Regions from separate parts of the Homo sapiens genome. Here region 2 is linked to region 1. Evidence: read pairs that join two places in POLR2A ChIA-PET (ENCODE). Cell type or tissue: OCI-LY7. All regions are shown on one strand. Each heading gives the region's core, and the rest is flanking DNA. Links, peaks and the distances in the headings are about the cores only.

The links. Peaks named below come from ENCODE experiments on the same cell type or tissue, not always from the same donor. Only the 100,000 strongest peaks of a DNase experiment are listed, where the experiment ranks them.
Region 2: POLR2A ChIA-PET joins it to region 1 with 6 read pairs; 3 of 35 experiments call an interaction of 5 or more read pairs at or near these places.

Annotation. Positions count from the first base shown.
Region 1 is chr19:38,375,536-38,381,487 of GRCh38, reverse strand. PSMD8 (proteasome 26S subunit, non-ATPase 8) reads right to left here. Exons shown (of 7, transcript NM_002812.5): 2 at 5,256-5,328; 3 at 5,034-5,136; 4 at 2,083-2,248; 5 at 489-589. Among named protein-coding and RNA genes, the nearest start is that of PSMD8, 3.9 kb to the right of the region's middle. In OCI-LY7, for the core only: no CTCF peak of the experiment used is centred there; no DNase peak of the experiment used is centred there.
Region 2 is chr19:38,504,793-38,510,828 of GRCh38, reverse strand. It overlaps RYR1 (ryanodine receptor 1), which reads right to left. Exons shown (of 106, transcript NM_000540.3): 51 at 5,918-6,036; 52 at 5,748-5,826; 53 at 5,431-5,520; 54 at 4,883-5,023; 55 at 4,452-4,526; 56 at 4,283-4,358; 57 at 3,877-4,000; 58 at 3,002-3,117; 59 at 264-331; 60 at 48-169. Among named protein-coding and RNA genes, the nearest start is that of RYR1, 74 kb to the right of the region's middle. RefSeq lists a silencer at 3,399-3,528 and an enhancer at 4,440-5,639. In OCI-LY7, for the core only: no CTCF peak of the experiment used is centred there; a DNase peak (open chromatin) is centred at 3,538; H3K4me3 peaks cover 503 bases.

The sequences.
Region 1 (5,952 bases), core at 7-4,006:
TTCGACACCCTTTTACTCCTCAAGGGATTTGTATGTCACATCCATCTGCCCGTGGGATGTCACTTGTGCACACGGCAACCCAAGGGGCTGCTGGGATTTGGTCAACCCATTCTAGAGAAGGAGAAACTGAGGGTTCCACAGTTTTGGTGGCCGGAGGTGAAGTCTCATGACTCACTGGATGGGTATCTAGGACGGAAGATGGGCTAAGACAGGCCGCACAATCCCTGCCTGCTGAACCAATTCCATGCTCAGGTTTGACACACGTGGCCACACATGTCAACAGCCAAGGGTGGTGAGATGAGAGCCGTTATCCACAATCCCATGACCAGGCCCAATTCACTGAAAAGGAGAGCTGAGGTGCTAGGAGGATAAGAAACACACCTAGCCTACCCAGACAACCAATGGCTGGAATGAGATTCAGACTCGGAGCTGTCCGACTCAAGCCCAAGTTCTTTCCAAACTCCACAGGGCCCGGCCCCGCTACGCACCTGATAGTGTCGAGCAGGATGTCAATGAAGAAGGTGTAGCTCTCGGCGGGGATGTTACCCTTGGCCAGGAACACTTTGTTGTAGCTGCCCTCCATCAGGTACTGCAGAAGCCGGGAAGGGGGAAGAAGAGAGAATGAAGAGGAGGCTGCAAAGGGGCCTACCTGTGTGGGCCTCATCACACTCCTAGTGCCCCTGTAATCCCTTTGCCACACAGCCACACCCCTGCCCTGGGTACCCCCTCTTCCAGAAAGCCCTTGCTGGTTTATGCGCACACACACACACACACACACACTCTCTCTCTCTCTCTCTCACCCCCTCTTCCTCCCTCCCTCCCTCCCCCCAAGCCTGCTCTGGGCTGGCATCTCATTATCTCATCTACTGTCCAATTATCCATCTATTTTCCAGGAGGGAGACAGCGCTGGCTCCACCACAGGCTCATCCCTGTACACCTTTGCCCGAACTGTGCTGCCCGCCCTAACTGCCCTCTCTCCCATCCTCTCCCCACTGACCAAATCCTCCCATAAGATGTCAGCTCCAGGAACAACTTCCTAACCTTAGGTCCTAAGGCTTTGCCCTGGCCCTGCTCACTTTGTTCCAAAAACACTGTCTTCTTGGCTGTCCTTCGAACACAGCAGACACAGTACTGCCTCAGGACATTTGGACTGGCTGGTTCCTCTGCCCGGCTGTCCACAGGGTTCAGTCCCTTACCCTTTTCTTTTCTTTTTTGAGCCTGTTGCCCAGGCTGGAGTGCAATGGCACAATCTTGGCTCACTGCAACCTCCACCTCCTGGGTTCAAGTGATTCTCCTGCCTCAGCCTCCCGAGTAGCTGGGATTACAGGCACCCACCATCCGCCTGGCTAGTTTTTGTATTTTTATAGAGACGGGGTTTCACCATGTTGGCCAGGCTGGTTTCGAACTCCTGAACTCAGGTGATCCACCCGCCTCGGCCTCCCAATGTGCTGGGATTACAGGCGTGAGCCACTGTGCACGGCCACCCTTTTCTTTAAAAAATATGTTTTTATTCATTTATTTTCTAAATAGAGACAGAATCTCACTGTCACCCAGGCTAGAATACAGTGGTGTGATCATAGCACACTGCAGCCTTGAACTCCTGGGCTCAAGCAGTCCTCCTGCCTCAGCCTCCCAAAGTGCTGAGATTACAGGCATAAGCCAGTTCCTCACCCTTTTCAAGTCTTTCTCCAATTTCACCTTTTAGGTGAGGCCTTCTGACTCCCCGAGATAAATATCACCCATCCCTGCCTCTCCACCCTCCTTCCTGCTTTTTCTCCACAGCACTCAGCATCTGACAGACTGCGCAGGCCACTCACTCTTCGGGCTTACTATCTGCTTCCACACCCCAGTGTCATCACCACAAGATCATGAATTTCACCTGCTTGGCTCACTGCACAGTCTGACAACCTACCACAGTGCCAGGCACACAGCTGGGACTCAGTATTTGTTGGACAAACAAGAGGATGGGTCCGTGGGTGGAAAGATGGGTGAACCCTGGCCACTCCTTCAGGAAAGCCCTCCTAAGACCACCCCTGCACCACCCACTTTGGCCAGGTCCTCCCCTGCCCCTTGCCATCTCACTTGCTCCAGGGACACTGGGTGCTTGATGTAGACATTGGTCTGTATGTCCTTGGCAGGCAGCCGCTCCAACTCCGTGTGGAACTCAGCCACCCGGTTCTGGGACAGCAGGAAGAGGAGGTTGAGGCCCAAGAGCTGGTGCATATAGGCTGACTCGGGGAGCTGCTCCCTGTGGACGTGGGATGGGGAAGCAGGTTAAGGAGGATTTAAGGGCCTAGCGAGCCCTCTACCCCAGGCTCCAGGAATCCTCACAACGCCCCATGCATCTTCCTGAAGAGGTATCAGGTCCTGGGTTTTCATATGAGGAAACTGTGTCCCAAAGATGCATGAATAAGTCATTTACAAGAGTCATATTGAGTCATACAAGAGCGAGTGACCTCACTTCAGTGAAATGACAACCTCGGTTTCCCAAAGTGTAAACTGGGTATCACCATAGTATCCTTTTATTTATTTTTTGAGAAGGAGTCTCTCTCTGTTGCCCAGGCTGGAGTGCAATGGTGCGTTCTTGGCTCACTGCAACCTCCGCTTGCCGGGTTCAAGCGATTCTCCTGATTTAGCCTCCCAAGTAGCTGGGACTACAGGCACATGCCACCATGCCCGGCTAATTTTTTGTACTTTTAGTAGAGACGGGGTTTCACTATGCTGGCCAGGCTGGTCTCGAACTCCTGATCTCGTGATCCACCCACCTCGGCCTCCCAAAGTGCTTGGATTACAGGTATGAGCCACTGCGCCCAGCCCTTTTTTTTTTTTTCAATTCCGAGACAAGGTCTTGCTCTGTCACCCAGGCTCACTGCAGCCTCAACTTCCCACGCTCAAGCCATCCTCCCACCTCAGACTCCAAAGTAGCTGGGACTACAAGTGCACACCACCATGCCCAGCTAATTTTTTTTTTTTTTTTTTTGAGACGGAGTCTTGCTCTGTCGCCCAGGCTGGAGTGCAGTGGCCCGATCTTGGCTCACTGCAGGCTCTGCCTCCTCGGTTCATGCCATTCTCCTGCCTCAGCCTCCCGAGTAGCTGGGACTACAGGCGCCCACCACCACACCTGGCTAATTTTTGTATTTTTCTTTTAGAGACAGGGTTTCACCGTGTTAGCCAGGATGGTCTCAACCTCCTAAGCTCATGATCCGCCCACCTTGGCCTCCCAAAGTGCTGGGATTACAGGTGTAAGCCACCATGCCCAGCCTGCCCAGCTAATTTTTCAATATTTTTTGTAGAGACAGGATTTCGCCATGTTGGCCAGGCAGGTCTGGAAATCTTGGGCTCAAGTGATCCTCCTGTCTCAGCCTCCCAAAGTGCTGGGATTTCAGGCATGTGCCATCATGCCCGGCCTCACAGTATCCATTTCGTAGAGATGGGTTGAATGAACAAGGGTTAAGTGAATTAAATGATTCAACCCAGGTAAGGTGATTAGAACAATACCTGGCCCAAATAAACACAAAGTGTTAGCTATAACTATATTAAGAGTTACTGGCCGGGCGCGGTGGCTCACGCCTATAATCCAAGCACTTTGGGAGGCCGAGGCGGGTGGATCACCTGAGGTCAGGAGTTCAAGACCAGCCTGGCCAACCTGGCAAAACCCCATCTCTACTAAAAATACAAAAATTAGCTGGGCGTGGTCGTGGGCACCTGTAATACCAGCTACTCAGGAGGCTGAGGGAGGCTGAGGCAGGAGAATCACTTGAACCTGGGAGGCGGAGGTTGCAGTGCACCGAGATCCAGCCGTTGCACTCTAGCCTGGGTGGACTCTAGCAGGGCGTGGTGGCGCATGCCTGTAATCCCAGCTACTTGGGAGACTGAGGCAGGAGAATAGCTTGAACCCGGGAGGCAGAGGTTGTGGTGAGCCGAGATTGCACCATTGCACTCCAGCCTGGGCAACAAGAGTGAAACTCCGTCTCAAAAAAAAAAAAAGTTATTGGAGTCAGATGCAATGACTCAACACCTGTAATCCCAACACTCTGGGAGCCCAAGGCAGGAGGATCACTTGTGGCCAGGAGTTCGAGACCAGCCTGGGCAACAAAGCGAGACCCCCATCTCTACAAAAAATTAAAATAAAAGAGCCAGGAGTGGTGGTGTGCACCTGTAGCCCTAGCTACTTGAGAGGCTAAGGTAGGAGTACCGCTTGAGCCCAGGAGGTCAAGGCTGTGGTGAGCCATGACTGCACCACTGCACTCCAGCCTGGGCAACACAGCAAGACCCTGTCTCCAAAAATAAATAAATAAAAGAATCACCACTCCCTACTTTAACAGGGAAACTGAGAGAGGTAAAGTCATTTGCCCAAGACCTCATAATCAGGAAGCGGCTGGATGTTTCAAAGCCAGATTTGTCTGATGTCAAATTCCCAATCATTAATCTGTGCAGGTATCATTCAGTTTTATATTCAACACATATCCAGTGAGTCCCTGTTCTGGGCCTGGCCCTGTGGTAGGCAGTGCTAGGGACATAGCAGTAACTGAGACAGTTCCAAGCTCTGCCTTTAGAAAGCTCACAGTCCAGTGAGAGAAAGGGCTGGGATGAGCAGGCACAGGCAGAGGGGTGTGAGCTGGAACTGCATTGGAAGCCACAGGAAAGAACTTGGTCTTGTGCCTGAGGACCATGAAGAGCCACGGCAGGTTCTGAGCGGGGTATGGACAGTGTCAAATTTTAGTGTCACATGATCCTACTGGCTGCCACAGGGGTTTGAGTCAGAGGGGCAAGGCTGGGGCCAGGACACGTGAAAGGTGATGGCAGCCCCACTGGGCAGAGGGGGTGCAATGTGGGAATGGGTAGGGGGAGACTGACTAGTCAAGCCAAGTCTCAGGACCTCCAAGCCAAGCCCTGACCCTGCACCACTGAGGAGAGAACTAAGCCAGGAGGAGTTCCCAGATGAAGGAAGAGGACCCAAGCAGCCAGAGCTCCAGAAATAAAGGAGCTTCCATGCAACCACCCCCCCAGTTGGGGGCAGGGCCCATTCTCACTTGTAATCAAAGTAGTAGCATTTGAGCTGGGCCATGTAGCGCTCGAAGGAGGGGATGTCCTTGCGTAGGATGCTCCATTGGGCCCCGATCTCCAGTATGTCACCTGTGGGTGACAGAGTGAGCTCTCAGGAGGTGACTGAGGTCTCTTCCCCAACCACCAGTGCTACCATTCCTGCCATGACCCCCAGATTATCACCCCCAACCAACCCCAGTGACACTCACGGGCCAGAATTAGCTGCTGTTTGGTCAGCTTGGTCCCTGTGGTTGGCAAGAAGTTGAGCTCCAGAAGAACTAGCTGATGGGGAGGGGAGGGAGGGAAGAAAGAAAAGAAGGGAATTCAAATACAGATGACTTACCTGCTCTACGCTCTGGTCTTCCCACTTGGAAAATGGAGCTAACCATCATCCAGACTCATGAGGAATGCTTTCTCATAAAGCACTCAGAACAGGGCCTGAGCACGCAACACATGCCCATTTAAGATTACATCACATTACAATTATTAATAGCCCCACTGGGGAAACAAGGAGGGACACTCAGTGCCTGACCCAGTGGAATCACGCGGCGGTGGGGACAGGAGTACATTCCATTCTTGGCCCATCTTCCCCACAATCTATTGGGGAAGGGGTAGCTGGGCTATCCCCAAAATCTATATCTGGGAGGGGGAGGTCCAAATCTCCCCCCACAGTTCAGCCCATACATCTTTCCTTAGCAGGCTCAGCAGCTTGTTCCAAGCCACTGGATTTACACTCCCTCCCAACAGATGTTTGGTCTGAAGCACTCTGGGCCCCGTATTCTTGTTCTCTACTTGTAAGAATATTTCTTCTAGGTTCAGTCCTGCCTTCACAACTAGGCTGCCCCCTCTCCCAACAGATGCGAGCCTAAGCCCCAGATCTCTCAGATCCTAACCCAGCCTGGTCTT
Region 2 (6,036 bases), core at 2,037-6,036, 130 kb before region 1:
AATCCTGTGAGGTCAGGGGGCTGGGTCCAGGGTCACAGGCGGCCCACCTGGTGATCATTTCCTTCTCCTTGTTAGAGGCGTGGCCACCGCTGCCCAGCACTTTAGCCGGAGTGGACAAGAAATAGAGGCAGTGGTTGGTGAAGTACTGGTTGATCAAAGGGAGCAGGATCTGGAGACGGGTTGGGGGAGATAAAGGGTCCAATGAGGGGTGGGGAGAGCCTATGAGTCCCCAGCGCCCTCCAGCTTCTAAGCCCACCTCTCACCTTGGCAAAGAATTTAATCTCCTGTTCATGTGGGGACTTTTCCACTCGCCCACTGCTGACCACAGCCTCTGTAGGGAGGGCAAATAGGGTTCACAGTGGGTTCAAGGCTGGGGAACCCAGGGTGTTCTGATGGGAAGGATGCTGGGAGCAGAGTTGGGAAATGATGGGGGATAAAGTATTGGTATGAAGTCATTTGTGTTGGCTTTGAGATAAACCTTTCTCCTATCTTTCATCTGATTCCCCCAACTCCTTTTTTTTTTCTTGTCACCCAGACAGGAGTGCAATGGCACGATCTCGGCTCACTGCACTCTCTGCCTCCTGAGTTCAAGCGATTCTCCTGACTCAGCCTCCCAAGTAGCTGGGATTACAGACATGCTCCCACACACCAAGCTAATTTTTGTATTTTTAGTACAGCCAAGGTTTCACCATGTTGTCCAGGCTGGTCTCAAACTTCTGACCTCAGGTGATCCACCCGCCTCAACCTCCCAATGTGCTTTCCCCCAACTTCTTGATCAAATCCTTCTTGAAGCTGACAACTCCTTGATCAAACCCTTTCTGAAGCTGACAATGGGGAAAACAAACTGGAATGGGTTAAGGTCATGGAACATGCCCTTCCTCACCCACCATAAGTGCTTTTCATTCTAAACTTGAATACATGGCACTGAGTTAATCTGCAATAAATGAATGAATGAACCAAATGAAACAAGAAGTCAATGTAAACAAATTAGAGTTAATTTCAAAATGGAAATAAATTTCAAACAATAATAATGGTGACAGTCATAACTGATACTATTAAAATAATAATACTGGGCCGGGCGCAGTGGCTCACGCCTGTAATCCCAGCACTTTGGGAAGCCGAGGCGGGTGGATCACGAGGTCAGGAGATCGAGACCATCCTGGCCAACATGGTGAAACCCCATCTCTACTAAAAATACAAACACAAAAAATTAACCGGGCATGGTGGCAGGCGCCTGTAGTCCCAGCTACTCGGGAGGCTGAGGCAGGAGAATGGCGTGAATCTGGAGGCGGAGCCTGCAGTGAGCTGAGATCGCGCCACTGCAGTCCAACCTGGGTGACAGAGCAAGACTCCGTCTCAAAAAAAAAAAAAAAAAAAATAATAATAATAATAATAATACTGGCTCCAATTATTAAACACTTGCTATGTCCTTGGCACTGTGAGACATGTCATCCTCACACAGTCTCCTTACAACTTGGAGGTCTGTGCAGTTGGTTCCCAACCCCCATTTTTCAGATGAGGAAACTCAGGTGAAGTAACTAACCCCAGGTCACCCAGTAAGTAACAGAACCATGGCTAGTTATGGTGAACATATGCCCATATCACAGGTGAGGAAACTGAGGTCTAGAGAGGGAAGGGAATTGTCAGGGGGATGTGCAGCACTGAAGCTCAGCAGGCAGGCTTTGAGGTGAGACGTGACAGCGAATCCTGCTCTGCCACTCACCTGGAGGGAATTTGGGGGTTCCTGAGGGTAGCTCTCAAGGGGAATGCTGGGGGGGGTCTCTAAGGGAAACTGGAGGGGATTGTAGGGCCTAGCTGTAATTCTTAGTGGCCTGTAAGAGGCACTGGGGGGCACCCCAGCAGCCTCAGCCTTCAAAATAGATCCAGAAATCTGCCCAGTTCTCACCCTTTTCGGCTCCTGTCCCCACCCCAGTCAAGCCAGAGGGACCCTGTGAACACCAGAATTATGGATCACGTCCCTCCTCGGCTCAGCCCCCAACCCCCAACTCCATCTCATTCCAGGTAAGGTCAAAGTCCTCATCACAGCTTGCAAAGCCCTGCATGATCTGCCCCAGTCACCTCTGTGACCTCGTTTATCTCACCGTCCCCCTCGATGACTCTGCTTCAGCTACAGGGCATCCTGACACTCACACCAGGGACCTCTCAGGGCCTTTGCACTCGCTGTTCCTTTGCCTGCAAGGAACAGATGCCCCCAGAGGTCCACACAGCTCCTCTCTGACCTCCTTCATGGCTTGCCTCAGATATCACATTCTCATCAAAGTCTTTCTGGAACACCCTATTTAAAATTACAACTGGCAAGCCGGGTGCGGTGGCTCACGCCTTTAATCCCAGCACTTTGGGAGGCCGAGGCGGCAGATCACGAGGTCGAGAGATCGAGACCATCCTGGCCAACATGGTGAAACCCCGTCTCTACTAAAAAATACAAAAAATTAGCTGGGTGTGGCGGCGCCCGTGCCTGTGGTCCCAGCTACTCAGGAGGCTGAGGCAGGAGAATCGCTTGAAACCAGAAAGCAGAGGTTGCAGTGAGCCGAGACCGTGCCACTGCACTCCAGCCTGGGCAGCAAGATCGAAACTCTGTCTCAAAAATAAATAAATAAATAAAATAAAAAATAAAAATAAAATAAAATGAAATAAAATAAAATTACAACTGGCTCCACACTCCCAATCCCCTCTACCTGGCTCTATTGTTTTCTTCTTCCCATAACACTGATCACCTTCTAACACTAAACGATTTAGTTATTTATGATGCTAATTGCCTGAATCCAACATAGGAGTAGTTGCAGGAGAGCAGGGGTCATTTGTCATCTTCACTGCTGTACCCCAGCATCTAGAACAGTGTCTGGCACATAGTAGAAGCTCAATAAACATCAGATAAGGGGAGGACGGATTGAGTGCATGAACAGGTGTCCTAGGTGAGTCTGGTCTGCAGAACTGGTGTCTGCAGGTGGGGCGGGCATAAGCGGGGGGTATTTCTCCGTACCCAGGTGGGCAATGAACTCCTGAGAAATGTCCATCCAGCGCAGCAGCTGCTGCAGGAAGCCAAAGGCAAACCGCTTTTCAATGGAAGACGAGTCCAGTTCCATGTCCTTAAGGCCTCTGCATGGAGATGTGGAGAGAAGGATCAGCCCAGACGCCGGCCCTACAGTTTCCCACCCTTCTCAGGTCCGCCTCTGCTCCTGCTGGCCCCGTCTCTATCAGCTTTGGCTTCACCCCAGGTTGGGGCTCCACTCTGAGTCCCCCATGCCCCACCCCACTTAGCCTTCTCCCCTCTCTGGCCCCACCTCTGTTCCCCAGGGCCGGCCCCTCTCAGCCTCCTCCCCTTTGGCCCCACCTCTGTTCCCCGGGCCCTGCCCTTCTCAGCCCTTCTCTCCTCTTTGGTCCCGCCTCCACTCACCAGTCCCCGCCCCTCTGTACCTCCCCACCCCTCTCTGGCCCCGCCTGTGCTCCCCAGCCCCCGCCCCTCTCAGCCTCTTCCTCTTTGGCCCTACCTCTGTTCCCCGGGCCCCACCCTTTTCAGCCTTCTCTCCTCTTTGGTCCCGCCTCCAATCACCGGTCCCCGCCCCTCTCAGTCTCCTCCACTCTCTGGCCCCGCCTCTGCTCCCTGGGCCCCGCCCTTCTCTTCCTCCTCTCCTCTCTGGTCCCGCCTGTGCTTAAGCCCCGCCCATTTCGAACTCCTCCCCATCTGGCCCCGCCTCTGTGTCCAGGCCCCACTCCCTTAGCTCCTCCCCTCTGGTTCCATCTTTGCTCCTCAGGCCCCGTTCCTCTCGGCTCCACCCCTCTCTGGCCCCGCCCCTTCCAGCCTTTGCCGGGTGTGTTCTGCCTGCTGCTCTTCCGCGGGAGCCCCAACCCGCGTGCCTTGTAACCGCGTAGCCATTCATCTGCAGGAATTTCAGTAGCTCCTGGGCCTTCTCTCGATCTCGTGCCTTCTCCTTGGCCGTGAGCGTGTCGTAGGGGACCAGCAGGGGGTGGGTCCCACCGCCTGGGGAGGCAAAGACCAGAAATCAGGGCTCTGGGGAAGACCCGGGCCACTCTCACTGAAGTGGTTCCTGCAGTGCCCGGCATGCGTAATTATGGTGATAAAGAAGATACGAATAACGGAAACATTGCTTGCTGGTGCTCATCTCATTACCCCATGGTGGTAAACGCTGTTATTATTCCCATCTACAGATGGAGAAACCGAGTTTCAGGGGCATGAAGGCAATCAGCAAAACCACACGGTGAATCCACGGGGGTAGCGTGGGGGCGGCATGGGCGCCCTCACCTTTGGCTTCCAGCTCCTGCTTCTTCTTCCGTCCCCACGTGTTGTGGTAATTTTCTGCCAGTTGTTCTGCCATGGCCTGGGAGTGGATGCAGAGTCAAGGGCTAGATTCAGAGGATGCCAGCCCCCCCAAAGACACCCTATGTCCCCCCAAAAGGATCAGGGCTCTCACCTGCAGCTCCCGGGACAGGGTAACAGCACTAAGGTCGGGGGGCTGAGGGTTGTAGCCTTCTCGAGGATCATAGGTCTGAGAGGACAAGGGGAAGATGGGAGGTGGGCTGATGGGCTAGCAGGAAGCCCAGGCCAGCCCCTCCCCAGGCCCCACTAGTCCATTCTACCCCCTCCACCCTCCCCTGGCTCAAGACCCCTTGTCCTTTCCTTAAGGCCCTGTCTCTAAACCACCCCATCCTTCTCTCCTCTGCCCTTTGCAGTTCTTCAGACCCCTGCCCTCTCCTTTCCCAGATCTCAGGTTTCTGCACCCCTCTTGCCCCACCTACCTCCCTGGGCCCCTCTCCTCTCCATCCCTTCCCTGTCTGGCCATGCCCCTTGTTCTAGACCCTCCCCCCATCGTGCCCCTGCCCTCCACCCAGGCCCCGCCTTCACCTGGGCACTTTGTGATATCTTCCGCGTTTTTTTCTTTTCCGTCTTCTCCTCCTCACCCTCCCTGGCCTTCTCTATCGTCCATTCCCAGGCAATCATGGCCTTCAGGGACTCCTTGATGGGCCAGCGGTAAATCTCTTTGTCCTGGGGTGGACAGGAGGGTGGGGAGTTGGTGGAATGGGATGAGAGAGGGGTGGAGGAAGGACCCCAAAGGAGAAAACCCTGACCATGTGGCTAGGCAATGGTCCAGTCTGGATTCCAACTCAAGTCTCTTACCTGCTCTGTAACAGAGCCTCCCAAACCCAATCTCCTTATCCCATTAGACACTTGAGTCTCCGAGAAGTCTTACTACAGCCAAGGAATCAAACCCACTCTCTCGGAGTCTCTACCCACTCTACCAAGTTTGAGAGAAGGCAAAGTCCATGAATGGGGAGACCTAACCCACAGATCCACCTAGATGCAAACATGTGAAATTGCCTCACTCCTCCCCGAATCCTCAAATTTGGGGGTTTCATTTTGACCCTCAATGCTGGGCCCCAAGGCCTGGTCACCTTCTCTGAAAAGGTCTTGTAGGGCCTCAGCATGGGGTGGGTCTTCAGCTCCTCGTCTATGTTCTCTCCATAGGACCAGTTGTTCTGGATCTAGAGATGGAGGGGAGGCAGGGTGAGGGGGAGGCAGCAGTTGGGGACACACGGGGCGACCCTGGAGGAGCCGAGGACAGAGAATCCTGGGGGGGTCCCAGAACAAGCTAAGGGTCTTAGGGAAGGCTGGGGGGTCTCAGGGAGATCTGGGGCCTCAGGGAAGAACCAGGTCGGGGGGAAAGCTGGGGTCTTGAGGGTTTCTTGGATAGGAGGACCCTGAGGCCAACCTTGTCGAAGGCCCACTTCTCGTGTGTGTACTCCGCAAACTTGTTAATGAAGGAGTCCAGCTTCTCCGGGATGATCACACTGTTGGGGGCACAGGGTCAGCAGATGTTGGAGCTGGGGTTCCCTCCACCCCTGAAATCTTCCTCTCTGTCTCCCAGCCCCCAGGCCTCACTTGAGGGTCTCCACAGGCCGGGGATCAAAGTTGCCTTCAGCATCCACTGTGGCCTTTTTCTCTGCCTTAGATGAGTATGAGGCATCCACATAGTCGGGGGGCAGAGCCCCGGCAATGGC